2 separate regions of the Homo sapiens genome follow, and region 1 is linked to region 2. A link is a loop called in an ENCODE intact Hi-C map of the cell type or tissue named here. Cell type or tissue: pancreas. All regions are shown on one strand.

What was found. A loop is a pair of places that touch in the nucleus more often than their neighbours do. Peaks named below come from ENCODE experiments on the same cell type or tissue, not always from the same donor. Only the 100,000 strongest peaks of a DNase experiment are listed, where the experiment ranks them.
Region 1: a loop joins it to region 2, with 2.3 times the contacts of the local background. A loop is called at or near these places in 10 of 110 quality-filtered maps.

The regions. Positions count from the first base shown.
Region 1 is chr3:46,501,722-46,509,721 of GRCh38, reverse strand. No RefSeq gene overlaps it. Among named protein-coding and RNA genes, the nearest start is that of RTP3, 7.7 kb to the right of the region's middle. In pancreas, no CTCF peak of the experiment used is centred here; no DNase peak of the experiment used is centred here.
Region 2 is chr3:46,625,617-46,633,616 of GRCh38, reverse strand. FAM240A (family with sequence similarity 240 member A) reads right to left here. Exons shown (of 3, transcript NM_001195442.2): 3 at 7,074-8,000. Among named protein-coding and RNA genes, the nearest start is that of FAM240A, 17 kb to the right of the region's middle. RefSeq lists a silencer at 3,502-3,551 and an enhancer at 3,240-3,988. In pancreas, a CTCF peak has its summit at 3,476 (motif pointing right); a DNase peak (open chromatin) is centred at 3,506; H3K27ac peaks cover 299 bases.

The DNA.
Region 1 (8,000 bases), 120 kb after region 2:
GAGTGGTGACTATCTGGGCTGGTGGTGAGGGGGTAAAAGAATTTACCAAAACATTTGTAGGTAAAGAAAGGCAGATTTATTATAGAAAGTATGAAAATACATTGCAAGAAGGCAACGGGCAGGATCAGCAGAAGAGGAGCTGACTGCAAGGAGACAAAGGCTTGCTGGAGATTTTATAGAATGGAACTTGGGCTGGTTGATAATGCCAAGGCAGCAGAGAGCTTAACTTGCATTCTTCTGTCAGCCGGAGTGTTTGATAAATTGAGGCATTTGATGGTAAGCAGGAATTTTTTGAGTTATGTACGTCATCAAGACATATGGCCATATGTCCTGCACAGATAAATCTTGTAACTAAAGGAGATAGGAGTGACTTAGGGATAAAAGACTTATCTTTATGGCCCAGGACATATGGCCATATGTCCTGGGCCATAAAAAAAGGCAGACCTATAGCTCATTTGCTTTATCTCTTTGTTTTCCCCTGGTCCCACCAGCCTGACTCCTTTTCCCTAATTAGGACTTCACATTCCCCTTATAAACCTATATACAGATGGCCCCTGACTTAGAATGGTTCAATTTATGATTATTTTTCACTTTACAATGATGCAAAAGTGATATATATTTAGTTGAAACCATACTTTAAAATGGGAATTTTGATCTTTTCCCAGCTTAGCCACAGGCAGTAAGATACTCTTCCCTATTGCTATTCTGACCATGTTAAAGTGGGCCAGGGTAGGCTAAGCTAAGCTACGATATTTGGTGGGCAGGGTGTATTAAATGCATTTTTGACTTACGATATTTCTACTTATGGTGGGTCTATCAGGACATAACCCCATCATAAGTTGAGGAGCATCTGTATATCCCAGTGGTTCTGTTTCTGCGGAGAACTCTGATTACACAGAAGGCTACTCTCAACCACATATGACATGAATTTAGGAAGTGATGTCTCAGCCCGTAAGAAGGGGAAAATCTTGTAACTGAAGGAGATAGGAGTGACTTAGGGATAAAAGACTAATCTTTAGGAGAAAACTCCTTGGGGGAATTCCTTGAAGAATAGTGACCAAATTATTTTTAAGAAAAGATCATTTCCGGCCGGGCGCGGTGGCTCACGCCTGTAATCCCAGCACTTTGGGAGGCCGAGGCGGGTGGATCATGAGGTCAGGAGATCGAGACCATCCTGGCTAACAAGGTGAAACCCCGTCTCTACTAAAAATACAAAAAATTAGCCGGGCGCGGTGGCGGGCGCTTGTAGTCCCAGCTACTCGGGAGGCTGAGGCAGGAGAATGGCGTGAACCCGGGAAGCGGAGCTTGCAGTGAGCCGAGATTGCGCCACTGCAGTCCGCAGTCCGGCCTGGGCGACAGAGCGAGACTCCGTCTCAAAAAAAAAAAAAAAAAAAAAAAAAAAAAAAGAAAAGATCATTTCCTACGTTAAACTTGAACTGTTTCTAGCCCTGTGTTACTATTAGCATATTTTGTTACTTCCATGAGTTCAAGAAAATAAGAAAACCCAACCCACTAACCAGTGTTTGGAGTCACCCAAGCAGGTCTGGTCTTCCCTAGTCACCATGTTCTCTCTGTGTTTATCAGCAAATATTAGTTGCCTTCCTCAGAACCTCACTACCAAGAATTCTGCAGGGGAGTAAACTGTCATTGGCAAGCAGGTCCCCTATCATGCCACCTGGTCTGTGAGCCTTTGGGTTTTCAGGTGGCCCAGACATGCTCCTGTATATGCCCCTTCCAGGCAGACAGGAATGTGCTCTGATGGCGGGAACACTGTGTCAGACTATGGTGTCCTCTGTTTAGTGGGGAACACAGGGCCAGGATTTTAAACCAGGGCATGGTTCTCAAAGTATGGGACCACTGGGCACTTCTGATTCTCCTACCACATTCATGGGAAAGGGGGAAGATACCAGCACAGCCCCATGTGGTGAACATCACTTATTTCACCAATACAAGTAGTTTCTGATATGTCTTATGCAAATTAACAATGACCCCTTTGCAGAAATATTTGAAACTTAGCACAGCTTTCTTGAGTGAGGATCCCAATTAGTTGCTAATGAATGCTAATTGACCACCTCTGGGATGGGGGCAACAGCCCACAGGGTATAGATGGCACAGAAACACACACACACACCCCAGTATCTATACTGAAGTGTTTAGAAGCAAATCACAATGAATGATTGGGTGTTCTGTGAAAAGGCTGTGCATGGAAAATGACCCCCAAATGACACAGGATCCAAGAAACCAAAGAAAGAGGCAGACAAATCCAGTTTGTCGGTATTGGGTGATTTTTTAGGGGGAATTTACAGATAGAAGTGTGGTCTTTTGCGGTTGCAAGACAGGCAGATCTCCGCATTGCGACCCTCCAGACCCAGGGCTTATATCTTGGGTAAAAGGTGCATGTGCTGTAGAAGGAATGTGCAGGATGCTACAGGCATCTCAGGAAACTGAGATTGGAGGAAACTTAAAATGAATATGTGTTCCTACATAAACATCCAGGAGTTCAAGACCACCCTGGGTGACAGAATGAAACCTTGTCTCTACCAAAATAATAATAATAATAATAATAATAATAATAATAATAATGTGGCTACTGAAAACATTTAAGTTACCTATGTGGCTGACATGCTCTAACTCTACTAGATAGCACTGCCAAAATGAAGGTGATGTTTATAGAAGAGGAAGGAAATTCTCTAAGTTGGCTGGCTTTGCGTTCACCTCTACTTCCATATTAGAAGACAGTAGCCTTGACTGTATGTGAGAAATTTGACAATTCTATTGAGATTTTGGAATAACAACTGCAAAATTCTTTCTGATCCTGGCCACTGCAGAGTAGCTAGGTTTGGACCCTTCCTATCACCAAAAATAGCTATAAAAGCTAGGCAAAAACAAGAAAACAAAGGATGAGATGCACTGGAGAGCAACAAGCATGGATTGGCTGTGAGGAGCTGGTCCTCTGGAGGAGGGACGCACATAAGGCAAGCCCCATGTGCCCCGGGTTTACTCGAAGACAGTTTCTGAATTGCAGCCCAGGAGATAAAGCAAAGCAAAAAGTGATTATTTCAGTTGACTGAGGAGACAGAAGTCAGAATTTGAGGCTGCCTAGGCACCTGAAATTTAAAGGCAAAATCCCAGAAAGAAGGGAATTGAAGAGAAGAGGCTCAAAATGCTGCATTCCATTTTTCTTTCATTGGCTGATTACCAAGATGTGCTGTTCTAAGGGAAAACAAAGCCAGGCTCTGGGAGGCTAAAGGCTTGCATGGGAATTTCGGCAGCCATGCAGCCCTGGGAAGTCAGAAATGGCAGTGAATGCCTAGTAGGGAGTGTGTATGGGGGTGGGAGTGGTGTTGGTAAACACCCGTGGCTTCCAGGCGAGACCACAGAAAACCTCAGCCTGGGATTGACGGTCTCCCCAGCACGGGCTACACAGCCTATGAGTAAGCGCAAAGGTGAAGTATGCCCCAGCTTCAGGTAGGTCCCAACGATGTCTAAAACCAAGCCAAATTGTCCAGCCTGCCGCTCTCACCCCTCTCCAAGCACAGGGACCCTCCTCCAGTTCGCCCTGGCCCTTGCCCGGCTTGCTCTGCAGTGCTGCCTGTCCCGGAGCCAGCACTCTATATGCTAATTACCACAGTGGTGATGTCTTCTAAGGCAAGGCCCACCTGTGGTCATTTTTTCCTGACTTGTTTATCAAGTTTCGGTCACTCATTCTTCCACATGAATTAAACACACATCTTTTTCAGTTTCAGAAACAGTGTGTCCTTTGCCAAAGAGTGAGCTAGGATCACCCATGAATACACATGAGGAGAGAAACGGCAAATGGGTAAAGTGGAAAACACCATTTTCATTTCTAAGCTGTTCATGGCCAAATGGCATGCAGAGAGCCCAGCAGTGCTCAGTCCAGATGTGGCAGGCTCATTCACCATGCAGCCCTTCTTTCAGCTCACACAGCTGTGCAGAGGCTCCTCCCTGGGTTAGGAAGCAGGGAAAGGTGAGGAGAACCGGGCCCTGCCTCAGACACTCCTGGTTCACTAGGAAGCCAGTCAGCACTAGAACTGGGTGGAATAGAACAGGGGCTACGTAGAAGGACAACCAGCACTAGTGGAATGAAACCCTCACCAGAGGGATGACAGGAGGCACCGCAGGGATACTGTCACTTCAGTAGGGAATTAAAAGATGGACATGGTCTCATGAGTAGCTAAGAAGAGGCAGAGGGAATTTGTGAGCAAAAGCCTAGGAGTGGGAAAGATAAATTAGCCAAGGCATGGTTGTAGGTGTGGTTTGAGGGGACAGGTGGGAGATGTGAACTGCCAGAATGACATTCCAGAAGGACAATGTGAGGATGCAATGTGCCCTAGAGGGAGCACTAGGATGCAGGCAAGGCACAACTCCAGTCGATGGAGGGGGGCAGATGGGGAGAGGATGGGGATGGGGTGAGTGAAAAGAAGTTATTGGCTGTAAGTGACTATTACACTAATTTCCATTGCATAAATGGAAGGATTCACATTTCTAGTTTTTTTAAAAAAAGGTGTGAGAAGGAGTCTTAAAATTAATGTCATTAATCAAGACAGAGCATGTTCAAAAGACTGCTTTGGTTTCAGAGTCCTGGTGATATGGTTTGAAAGTGTCCCCACCCAAATTTCGTCTTGAATTGTATTTCTCATAATCCCCACGAGTCATGGGAGGGGCCCACTGGGAGGTAATTGAATCATGGGGGCGGTTACCCTCATGCTATTCTTGTGATAGTTAGTGGGTTCTCACGAGATCTGATGGTTTTATAAGGGACTTTCCCCGCTTTGCTTGGCACTCATTCTCTCTTTTGCCACTCTGTGAAGAGGTGCCTTCTGCCATGATTGTGTTCCTGAGGCCTCTCCAGCCATGTGGAACTGTGAGTCAATTAAACCTCTTTTCTTTATAAATTACCCAGTCTTGGGTATTTCTTCATAGCAGCGTGAGAATGGACTAATACACCTGGTAAGAATCTGTCCACAGACTTCCACATTTGCTCCTTTAGAATGGGAGTCCTCAGTATTTCTTTTTTATTATTTTTATTATTTTTGTGATCATCCAGCCCAAAATGTCAGTCTCAATGTTTTTGTTGTTGTTGTTGTTGTTATTGTTGTTTGTCTTTTTTGTTTTGTTTTATTTTGAGACGGAGTCTCTCTCTGTCGCCCAGGCTGGAGTGCAGTGGCGTGATCTCGGCTCACCAAAAGCTCCACCTCCCAGGTTCACACCGTTCTCCTGCCTCAGCCTCCCGTGTAGCTGGGACTACAGGTGCCCGCCATCATGCCTGGCTAATTTTTTTTTTTTGTATTTTTAGTAGAGACGGGGTTTCACTGTGTTAGCCAGGATGGTCTCGATCTCCCGACCTCGTGATCCTCCCGCCTCGGCCTCCCAAAATGCTGGGATTACAGGCATGAGCCACCAAGCCTGGCCTCAGTCCCAGTGTTTTTGATTGGACAATGGGGTTAAAAAAAATTGAGCATGCATTCCAAATGTGTGTGTATTTGTTATTCATGCATCCTCTGCATACTTATGCATACCATTATTCTAATATATTTGCATACATTATAAAAACATACCATAAGAAATAATAAACTTTAAAGAAAAACTAAACAGGATATCTCTCCCTCCTCAGTGGTGCATCCTGCCTTACCCCTCAGTCACAGGTGGCCCCAGGGAGACCACTCCCTGAGAACCCATGTTTTCAGCCTAACTGGCTCCTTCCTCAGCAGACTCACACTGTGGCAGTCTCCCCTCATCTCCACCAGTTTTGTTTCTCAATATTACTTTGCTCATCTCAAAGGTTACCTAGATTTAAGGGCCCTCTTAAATTCTCCCTTTTGACTATTTCTTTTCTTTCAGCCTCTCTCTCTGTGCTCCTCCCACTGACTCTCAACTTCAGGGAAAGGGGGAGGGTGCAGGGGAGAAAATCTGGAATAGAAGTCCTAGAAGCTTCTGGCCTTGGGCTCTGAGCAGCTGTGGACAATGCCCCAGCCACTGTGGGTATTCCGAGGATGAAGAGCAGCTGTTTATGTGGAAGGGTGCTAGGAACGTGCTATATTTTGAATATTTGACCTTTTAAACTTCATGATGAAATTGGACCCCCAGTGTTAGAGGTGGGGCCTAATGGGAAATGTTTGGATTATGGGGACGAATCCTTCATGAATGGCTTGGTGCCATCCTTGGTGTAATGAGTGAGTTCTAGCTCTTAGTTCCTGCCAGAGTCAGTTGTTAGAACCCGGCACCACCCCGCACCTCTCTTGCTTCCTCTTTCCCCATGTGATCCCTACTTGTGCTGGCTCTCCTTCACCTGTCATGAGCAGACACAGCCTGAGGCCCTCACTCGAAGCAGATGCTAGTGCCATGCTACTTGTACACTCTGCAGAACTGTGAATGAAACAAGCCTCTTTTCTTTGTAAATTACCCAGACTCAGCTATTCCTTTACAGCAACGTAAACAGACTTAGACAGTATGCCTGTGCAGGGAAGGGCCCATAAGCCAATGCTGGTCTCTCATCTGCTTAAGCTTGACAAACATAATTCCAGGATCTATTTGGAACACCCTCTACTGTCACCCAGGCCTACCCACTCTGGAAACAGATATTTATCAACATAAATACCAGCTTGCATTACCATCCCTTATCTGGCAAAGCCAGGGCAGGCTTGGTACTCTCTTCCCTTCCCCTAGGGGGTGGCTTTGTCATGACCCTCCATACACTCACCTCAGTCTTCCAACCCAGAGGCCACTCTCCTTGGAACAGGGTCAATTCCCAGCCTAGACACTCACTGTCAACTCTTTCTGAATACTGCACTGGGCCCTCGTGTGTTGCTGGGAGGAGGCCATCTCTGGCCTTTGTATACTGGGAGATAGTGGGAGCTCAGGGAGGGGTGTGGGTCTCCTTTCACTTTCCTGCTGACCTGCTGGAGGCCTTAGGTCAAATTTTAATTTGCACAGGAGCAATACCAGTATTCATCCGGTTCAGGTCATGCCCCAAGCCCACCACTTGGACACCCCCTTCCTCTTCCCTGCAGACACTAGGCAGCAGCTGTCACTGGTCAGACAATATATTTGTGAGCAGGTGTATGTATGTCAGAGGGTAATTTTTTTTTTTTTTTTGAGACAGAGTCTCACTCTGTCACCCAGGCTGGAGTGCAGTGGTGCAATCTTGGCTCACTGCAACCTCTGCCTCCTGGGTTCAAGTGATTCTTGTGCCTCAGCCTCCCAGTAGCTGGAATTATAGGTGCATGTCACCACATGTTTGTATTTTTAGTAGAGATGGAGTTTCGCCATGTTGGCCAGGCTGGTCTTGAGCTCCTGAGCTCAGGTGGTCTGCCCAACTTGGCCTCCCAAAGTGCTGGAATTACAGGCGTGAGCCACCAGACTTCAATTACTTCTTTAGAAATTAGGCATTCCCTTAGCAGTGATAGATTTTTATGGTTATCTGGAATATTTAAAATCAGAACTTTCTATCTAGCCAGGTAACGTGCCCCCTTACATCCATCTTTCAACGGAAGTTTTATAAAGTCAATCCTTTGTTCGATTTTACTAAGAAAAATCTCAGCTTTGGTTCAGTCACTGGGAGGACATGGTCTAAGGAGCAAATAGTTTCTGAGACTCTGTCCTCTGAACATGAAAAATTCTGGTTAGCTAGTAGGAATCCCAGAGCTCCAAGCTGACAGCCCTCACGTGAGCCTTGTGGGTGAGAACTCCACATGTGGACCGCATGTGTTAGTAAAACAGAGTCATTCACAGTTCAAAGCCATTTGAGAATGCACAGGTCAGCCCCATTATTCGTGGAGTCTATTTGTGATTTTGCCTGCCTGCTGAAATCTATTAGTAACCCCCAAATCAGTACTCATGGTGTGTTTGTGGTCATTCACAGACATGTGCAGAGCAGGGGAAATTGGAGTCACCAGCACCTGTGTTCCCAACTGAGCCAGAGCAGGGCTTGTGTGTTCCCTGCCTGTTTGTTCCAGCTTTTGTACTATAAACAAGCGTCC
Region 2 (8,000 bases):
GAAATCGAGTTATTTTCCTCTAATAGACCTTCAACCTCTTTCCTATGCTCATCTTAGCCCAAAATATTTGAGCCATTCCCTTGGTGTTTGAATATCTGCTTTGAGCAAAGTCTGATGCCAGGCATAGAGCCGTGAACACAAAAGACATGTTCAGTCTTCCAGGTTATCACAGACAACAACTGAACGGAGTTTTGTCTTTTCATGACAATAACACTGGCCGCTTTTTTCTAGCTTTCTGTAACCGTTTTATCACGTTTATCAGCCTATTATGTTTTGTTGTACTGTTTGATACCTAAACTACTGCTACCTGTCTTAGGCCTGTGTTATAGAATACTCACTTCTAGGTACCAATTTGTGTCTTAAGTCAGCCTTTTGTTGCAGAATAAACCCTGACCCCCAAATCTCAATGGCATATACAATAAACTTTTTTCCTCACTCCAGTGTTCAAGGGTTGGTTGGGTAGCTCTGCCTCAGGCTGTGGGGCCCTGAGTCTGCTAGGGTGGCTTGCTTTAGGCTGCAGGCTGAGTTCAGATCTGCACTGCAATGCCACTCTCTGCAGCCAAGGCTGGAGAGGGGCAGCTCCCTGGAGCATGTGTTTCTGTCACAGAGGTCAGAAGCTTCCAGAAGGGCAAGAAGAATTTCACAATGTCTCTGAGCAGAGAGGCCTCTGCTCAGAACTGGCCAGTTACTGTTGCTCATGCTCTGTTTGCTAAAACAGGTCATGGGGCCAAGCCCAGCCTCCCACGGAGATAGAGAGTGAGAAAGTGGATACTCATTGAACAACTATCTAATATAGTAAAAAATATATAGGTTCAATGATCTCTAAAAATCTTTGCCAGTTTTGTTTTTAAAAATTCAAATTCTCTTATTGTGCCTTTTTATAATTCACAAATATTACAATGTACTATTTTATTACTCATGATATCTCCATTGTTGTGAATTTGCAGATTTATAGCTATTGCTTCTTTACATATTAGATTGTTGATTATTGTTTTATTGATTGGTACAAGCATAGTCTATTAAGTTTATTATATGATATAAAAAGGGATATATTAAAATATTTCAAACTTTTCGTATGACTTTCTACTTGCTTTTAAATTTAAATCTATTTCATTTTTGGTATTCACAAGTTGGGATATTCAAAAATCATCATAATGTCAGATCTCTCAATATTTTTCTTTAGAGTTTCACCCTTTCACACCATGCTTAGAAAATCCATCCCTCTGTTCCCCTCTACTTTAACCTCAGCTCCTTTAAGGAGAAAGTTTGTTAGGGGTGGGGTGGAGGTCTCCTTTTCCCCAAGATGGGTGCACACACCCATCCAAGTATGCTGGGGAAATTCAGAGAAGGGAAGGACTTCATCTTTCATGGTTTTGTTGGATGCAGACATCCAACTCTCCATCCTATCAGGCCTCTAGGTGACTTGTACCTTAGGATTGGCCACGAGGGACCTCTGAGTGCTTAAGGAAATACCGCCAGTGGATCATGTGGCCCTCAGACAACTTCTAAAATTGCTCCAAAATGAGTAATTCAGTTACTCGGACTCACTATGCATATATACTCTCAGGATATTTTCCCTTATAATGGAAGCCACATAATTAATGGTATGAAATTTGTCCCTGGTTTTAGCTGAAGTGATCACCACCTTGGCAATGGAAGACATTCAGGGCAGCCTCAGCTCACTGGTTCAGGGTTATTACGGATAATGGAATCTCTCTAGACTTCCTCCGTGCAGGCCAACATGGAGTCTGTGCAATCACTAGTACATGCCGCCATTCCTGGATTAATTAAGGCCTCTGGACAAGAGGAACAGTCGATACAGAAACTCAAGTCACATGCCTTTCTAAAGTAGGCCCTGAGAGTTTATGTGATTTGTTCTGCTATTTGGATCAAGGACCCTTGGAGGCATGGCTGTGGTCAGTACTGCAGGTTGGCTTCATCTTGCTGTTTGAAGTCCTTTCATAGTTGACTCAATTCAATGCTGTATGAGACACACTAAATGAATTTGGTCCCAGCTTCTGTCAGTCAGATAAATAGTCTCCTCTGGGGAAATTCACCAGAAGCCAAGACAGTATAGAAATAAGGGGTGGATGTTGTTGGGAGGCATTTTTCCTGGGTCTCTAGAATTCCTGCACATCTTCTGAGCAGAAGCACTGGCTGCCTGTGCTCCAGGCTACCTTTCCAAGGATGTTTGTATGATAAGCAGCCTTGACAGGTATGGAATCTCAATATGGGAGAGGGCAGGTTTTCTTCCAGAATTTGAAGGTAGGGATAGTGTTTTCCACCAGGGCAAAGGTCAGGCAAGCTTACTACCCCTTATTCAAGATTTGAGTTTCCTAACCTCAGGGCTCTTCACCTGTCCTCCTCATGTTTTCAGTGGGAACTGAGGTTTGAGGAATGGGTGCAGGTGCCGATACCCTGACTACTGCTATTGCTGTCAGTGCTAAACCATCCTGTCCCTGATCCAGGAGCCTCACGCCTCCTGCCACATCCATGAAACGATGGCAGGCTAGTGTGTTAACTTGTAAGCAGGGTAAAATCTCAGACTTGATAATGCTTGATAAATGTATTTGGAAAACAAGTAAAATGTCTGCCTTTCCCATTGGTTCACCTCATGCCCTAAATACTTTTTCCTGAGAAAGCTACACTGAAAGGACCTGCAGCACAACCGTTGTCTCAGGAGCCACACACCCAGAATAGCCAGGCCACAACCCTGCGTGGGGTACAAGAGTCAGTGTGGAATGCGGTACCTGTCATCATGAAACAGAATGTCAGGTGACATATCACACCTCCACTCTGTCATTCCCAGACTCTGCCTAGATTTAGGGCCACCTCTGTGGTGGGAGAGACTTTAGCTCCTCCCGGGTCAATATTAGCATGAGGACCCCATTCTTTTTTTTTTTTTTGAGACGGAGTCTTGCTGTGTCGCCAGGCTGGAGTGCAGTGGCGCAGTCTCGGCTCACAGCAACCTCCGCCTCCAGGGTTCAAACGATTCTCCTGCCTCAGCCTGTCGAGTAGGTCTCTGGGATTACAGGCGCCCACCACCACGCCTGGTTAGTTTTTGTGTTTTTAGTAGAGATGGGGTTTCACCACGTTTGCAAGACTGGTCTCGAACTACTGACCTCAGGTGATCTGCCCACCTCGGCCCCCTAAAGTGTTGTGATTACAGGCGTGAACCACTGCACCCGGCCGAAGACCCCATTCTTGAAGGACACACCCACCAGGCCCATGACCAGGTGTGGTTCCACCACAACGTCTCCTGATAGAGTTCATGCTTGTCTCATAGAAATTCAGATCTGGACAAACGCCTAAAGACCGCTTTCCATCTCAGAAGGGAAACTCGGAAAGAAAGGCCTGTCCTGACATGTCACAGCAAATGGAGAGGAGTCCTTATGCCCATCATTCTCGTTCGCATCGCGGGGTCCTGCTGACTGCGCAGCACCTGCCGCCGACCAGCTTGCGGCCACTGGGAGGCGCCGGAGGGAGGCCCAGCCAGGGCGCTTCTCACCTCCGCCTCAGGCGGCGCAGCTGCTGGGTTTCAGCGTCGCCCGCACCGCCTCCCTCCGCAGGCCCAGAGCTTCCTGGGGATACTTCTCCATGTGGTTCCAGTTCCCACCAGGCGACTCTCCTTTGTCCCTGCAGTGCTAGGGATTTGAGCAGCAACTTGGTGCTGAGGAGTCCTGGGTTGCCTGCTGTTTCCTGTTTGGTGTCTCAGCTATTCCAGTACCTTAGTAACCAGATCTATGCAACAGCGACTCTGACGAACCACCTCGAGTGGGCAGGGGCTGCCTCCCCGCCTCTTCCCCTCCTCCTCCTCTCTTCCTTCTCTCCTCCTCCTCTTTCTCCTCCTCCTCCCCCTCCTCTTCCTCTTCCCCTCTTCCTCCTCGTCCCCTCCTCCTCCTCCATTCTCCTCCTCTCCCTGCTCCTCTTACCCCCTCCTCTTCCCCCTCTCCTCGTCATCCTCATTCTCCTCTTCCTCCTCCTGGCTTTTTTTTTTTTTTTTCCTGACTGGCCCCTGGCCAAAACAGCCATGATCAAGAATGAATTTTTCTAAACCCCGTGCAACAGTCTTTCCAGAAAGCTGTATTTTCTCTCCCTCTGCGGGTGTTACTTTCCTCAGTTTTGTTCTCTGCCTTTTTTGTATCTTTCCCTCTTCTTGCCTCAAGTTCCGTGGATACTTGGGAGCTGTCCTCCAAGACAGCCTTCTGGGTCTAGGGAGGGCCTGAATGAAGCCGCTGTTGAGAACATGGTCATGGGACACCCGTCACTAAAGCCATCGCTCGATAGAAAGACAAAATTATGTTTGTTGTGGGGAAACTGCAGGCAGAGAAGCAGCAGAGCACACAGCCCGGAGTTGGGCCTGGGCTGGCACAGCTGTGCTGGGCGCAGGGTGGAAAAGCTCCAGAAGCACCACGCCCTGTAAAGCCCTTCACTCTATAGGCCAAATGGCAACATCTGGGCAATTAGAAAACACTGGAAGCTTCCCGGTCAGGAAGTGGCCTTGTGTGGAGAGAAGCCTCTGAAGCTTAGCAGCTAGTCTCAGTGTGTTTTACGTTGAGCAATTCAGAAAGCTAAGCCAGCTCTCTGCTAAATGAGGGAGGAAATAAGCCCCGAGCTGATCTATTCAGTCTGCCTAGCCCTGCTTTGAATGGAGTTGTTATTCAAGTGTTTCTTATAAGACTATGTGCTTGTGCTACAAGCACCCGAAAGATAATTTGCGTCTCATTAATATATGAGTGTTCCTGTCCCCACGGCTGTTCTGCTGCCAAAGCAGCTGAGATTTCTGCCCTCATATTCAGCCTCTGAGAGCCCTGAGGGGGTCCCGGGTCTTCCTGGCCTCACAGCTTGACTGTATAGTCACAATCTTCCTTTCACAGCTGCTCCCATTGCACTTCTTAGGTTCTCCCAAAGCTGGCTTCCACACCCGCTAGGGGCTTTATCCTGGTGACCCTTCCATAGATTAGGGAAAAGGAAGCAGCTTCTGCTCATCTGTGGGGAGTCAAGGTTTCCAAGGAGCAGCAACTAGGCCTATTCAGATCTCTGGGAGGTCACCGAGCCAATGGTGCAGAGTGGCCTGAGAGCAGGGCTTCAAGGCCTGGGTCAACCTCCAAGGCTATTTTGAGACTGTGAACAGATCAATCCTATGTTACGCATCTACCAGGTTCCACAGAAACATATGTTCCTAGAACAGAACCACTGGAGCCTTAAAAATGATGAGTTTCATCCATATCAGTGAATATGAAAATTTAACTTTATATGTCAGTCCTAATCGAGTAATTTCATTCTATTTGTATTTAGGTACTTTACAGAAAAGCACCTAAAACATTTGTAACCAAAACATACCAATCAATAAAAATCTATTCAATACACATTCAGGTGTTGGGACAGATATAGAGCTCTGAGAAGTCAGCAATGCTTGGGTATTTCAAAAACAGGATGCCCTTTTTAATACTCAGAGACAGAACACCCATAAACTGTTTCACCTGTCAGCACACCTGTAATAAAATCTTTCCCAAGAAAACTGGCTTTCCAAATCCAAAACTGCTCACTATCTCCTTGGCCATGGGCTCATCATTCTCCCTGAGGCTGACTCTGATGGATTCATGTGCTTGCCCTGGATATTGGCCTGGAACCAGCCAAGATTTCTATCAGGTCTCTATCCCCCATGAGGAAATCAGTCAGGCCCTGAGATACCCATTTCTATACTATATCTAAGCAGCGCCCTGAGGAGGTAGTGTTCTAGAGTAGCTGGGCAGCAACCTGGGAATAGAATTTTCCTCCATGCTCCTTGGCGCAAATTGCATGTCTCCTGGGCCGTCTCACTCATCATGCTTCTGATGTGTCCCCACCACCTCTATTCCCACATCATATTTTTCCTTCATATTCCCTACCTTTTCACAGCCTCCAAGAACGTCTGCCACTTCTAACTGCCTGGACACACACCTCCTTCTGCACCCCATCACTCAGGGAGCTGTGCGCTTCCCTCCAAGATGGTCCTCCTCCTTGTCTACCCCTTACCTTCCTGACCCCACCCTCCAGGGCACCAAGGCCTCTCCAGAGCCATCTGCAGGAGCTCGTGACTGGCCTCCCACCTCTGTCCTCTCACCTCCTGTCTCTGGGCAGTGCTCCAGCCGTCTCCTTGCTAATACCCTTCAGGGGCTCCCTGTGCCCTTAGGCAAAGCTCAAATCCATCAGCCAGCAAGGCCCTGTGTGCTGTGCCTTCTCCACAGTCCCACTCTAACTTTGCTGAATGTATTTCCTCAAAGTACCCAGGACCTGCCAGCTCTGAATACTCACTGCTCCTGGATCATGTGTATATGATCTTCCTTAGTCCAGAGTGTGTTCCCACAGGGTGTGGGCACCATGGCCTGCTGTGACTCCCAGTGGCTTCTTCCCTAGACTGTGGCTTCCAGAGCTGACACCTCTGTTTTTTTTTCTGCTGGATTCTGGTTGTCTAGCACAGTGCCTGGCATATGGTGAATGAGTAAATGCACAATGAATCTTCACCTGTATTTCCCGCCTCACTCTACTGCATTTCAATCCCAGCAACAGCATTTGCAGTTTGTGAAGGCAGGCCTTTGCTTCTGAGAGCCTCTCAGCCCCGCAAGCTATGACTTTTTTTCGACCTCTATTTAATTCCTACGTTCCTCCTACACCCAACAAAAATTCCTTCTTCATCTAAACATTCTCAAATTTCCCCAGCTTGAATTTGTAATTTATTAGTTGAATTGAATCCAAGATTGAATAAGAGACCATAGAGGGAGAGAGGGCTCTAAGCCCTGTTCCTTGGATCATATTAAGTGTGGAAGCTGGGGAAATACTCCCCCAGTCCTGCTTTCCTCTGGGAGGTTCCCATTGGCCTGATAAAGCCTAATGGGTTCCCTAGGGATGTGGATGGAAATACTTAATGCTGTATTAGGATACTTAGAAGACTGCAACACCACACTCACCACTGGCAGAATTGGCCAGCCTGACTCTCTGCATCTCCTAGTAATGTTATGTCAAGCCAGGCTCCTATTGACTCCAGTGGAATGGCACCATGTCTGAGAAGACAAAGAAGACACTCAGAGACAGTGAATGAGACATAGGGTTTATTGGGGGAACTTACATAGGGATGGTCCAGTAGCAGTGGGCTGGACAAGAGAACCACTACTGTTTGTAAAAAGCATGCAGTTTATATAGCATTTTCACTTAGCACCCTCCACCTAGCAACCACCATCTAACCCAAAACAGAAGGCTTTGATCCCCTGTACAACCTATGTTCCAAAGGATGGCTGGGGGTTCAGGTGTCCTTCACAATTAAGGTATGAAACTCCCGGTTGGCCACTCCCGGATTCCTTAGCTTGGGACTCCGAACACACATTCTTCTTAGACCATAATGTCATTCTCAGTGTATTTGCTTAACTTATTATCTTGTTATTGCTGTCAGGTGCGTCTGCCATACAGTGCCTCTGTGTATAGTATATAAGGCCTTGCAGGTGCTGCTTACAGCCAGCAAGTACCCAGGACTTTATATCATTGCATCTCTTCTCCCTTCCCTTGGTTAAAATAATTGCCTCAGGCCCAGTTACAGTTTGCACTCTTGGAAGCATCAAACCCTGGTGCTTCTGAACTTGAGAGATGGCAAGGGAGTGACTATACCATTTCAAAATCCAGAATCTGTGTGGTAAACACTCTGTGGAATGGCCAGATATGCTTTGGCTGGGCTGACAGAGAGCCAACCAGTGTAAACATGCAGAGATTAAAATAAAGCAATAAAATGAAGGCATGTGCATAGTGATGACAGGACAACCAAGTTTTATTAAAATTATTCTGATATTATTCTTGGTAAACATACTTTTGAAAAAGCTAATTAAATTTATATGAAGAAAAAAGAATATTAGATCAATTTATTTTCAAATTGTACTTTGACTATTGATAATTGTTTTTTAATTTCTGCAGATAGGTGCATTTCTCTTCTCATAAAAAGAAAACAAGAATTCCATAAAGCTGTGTTTCCT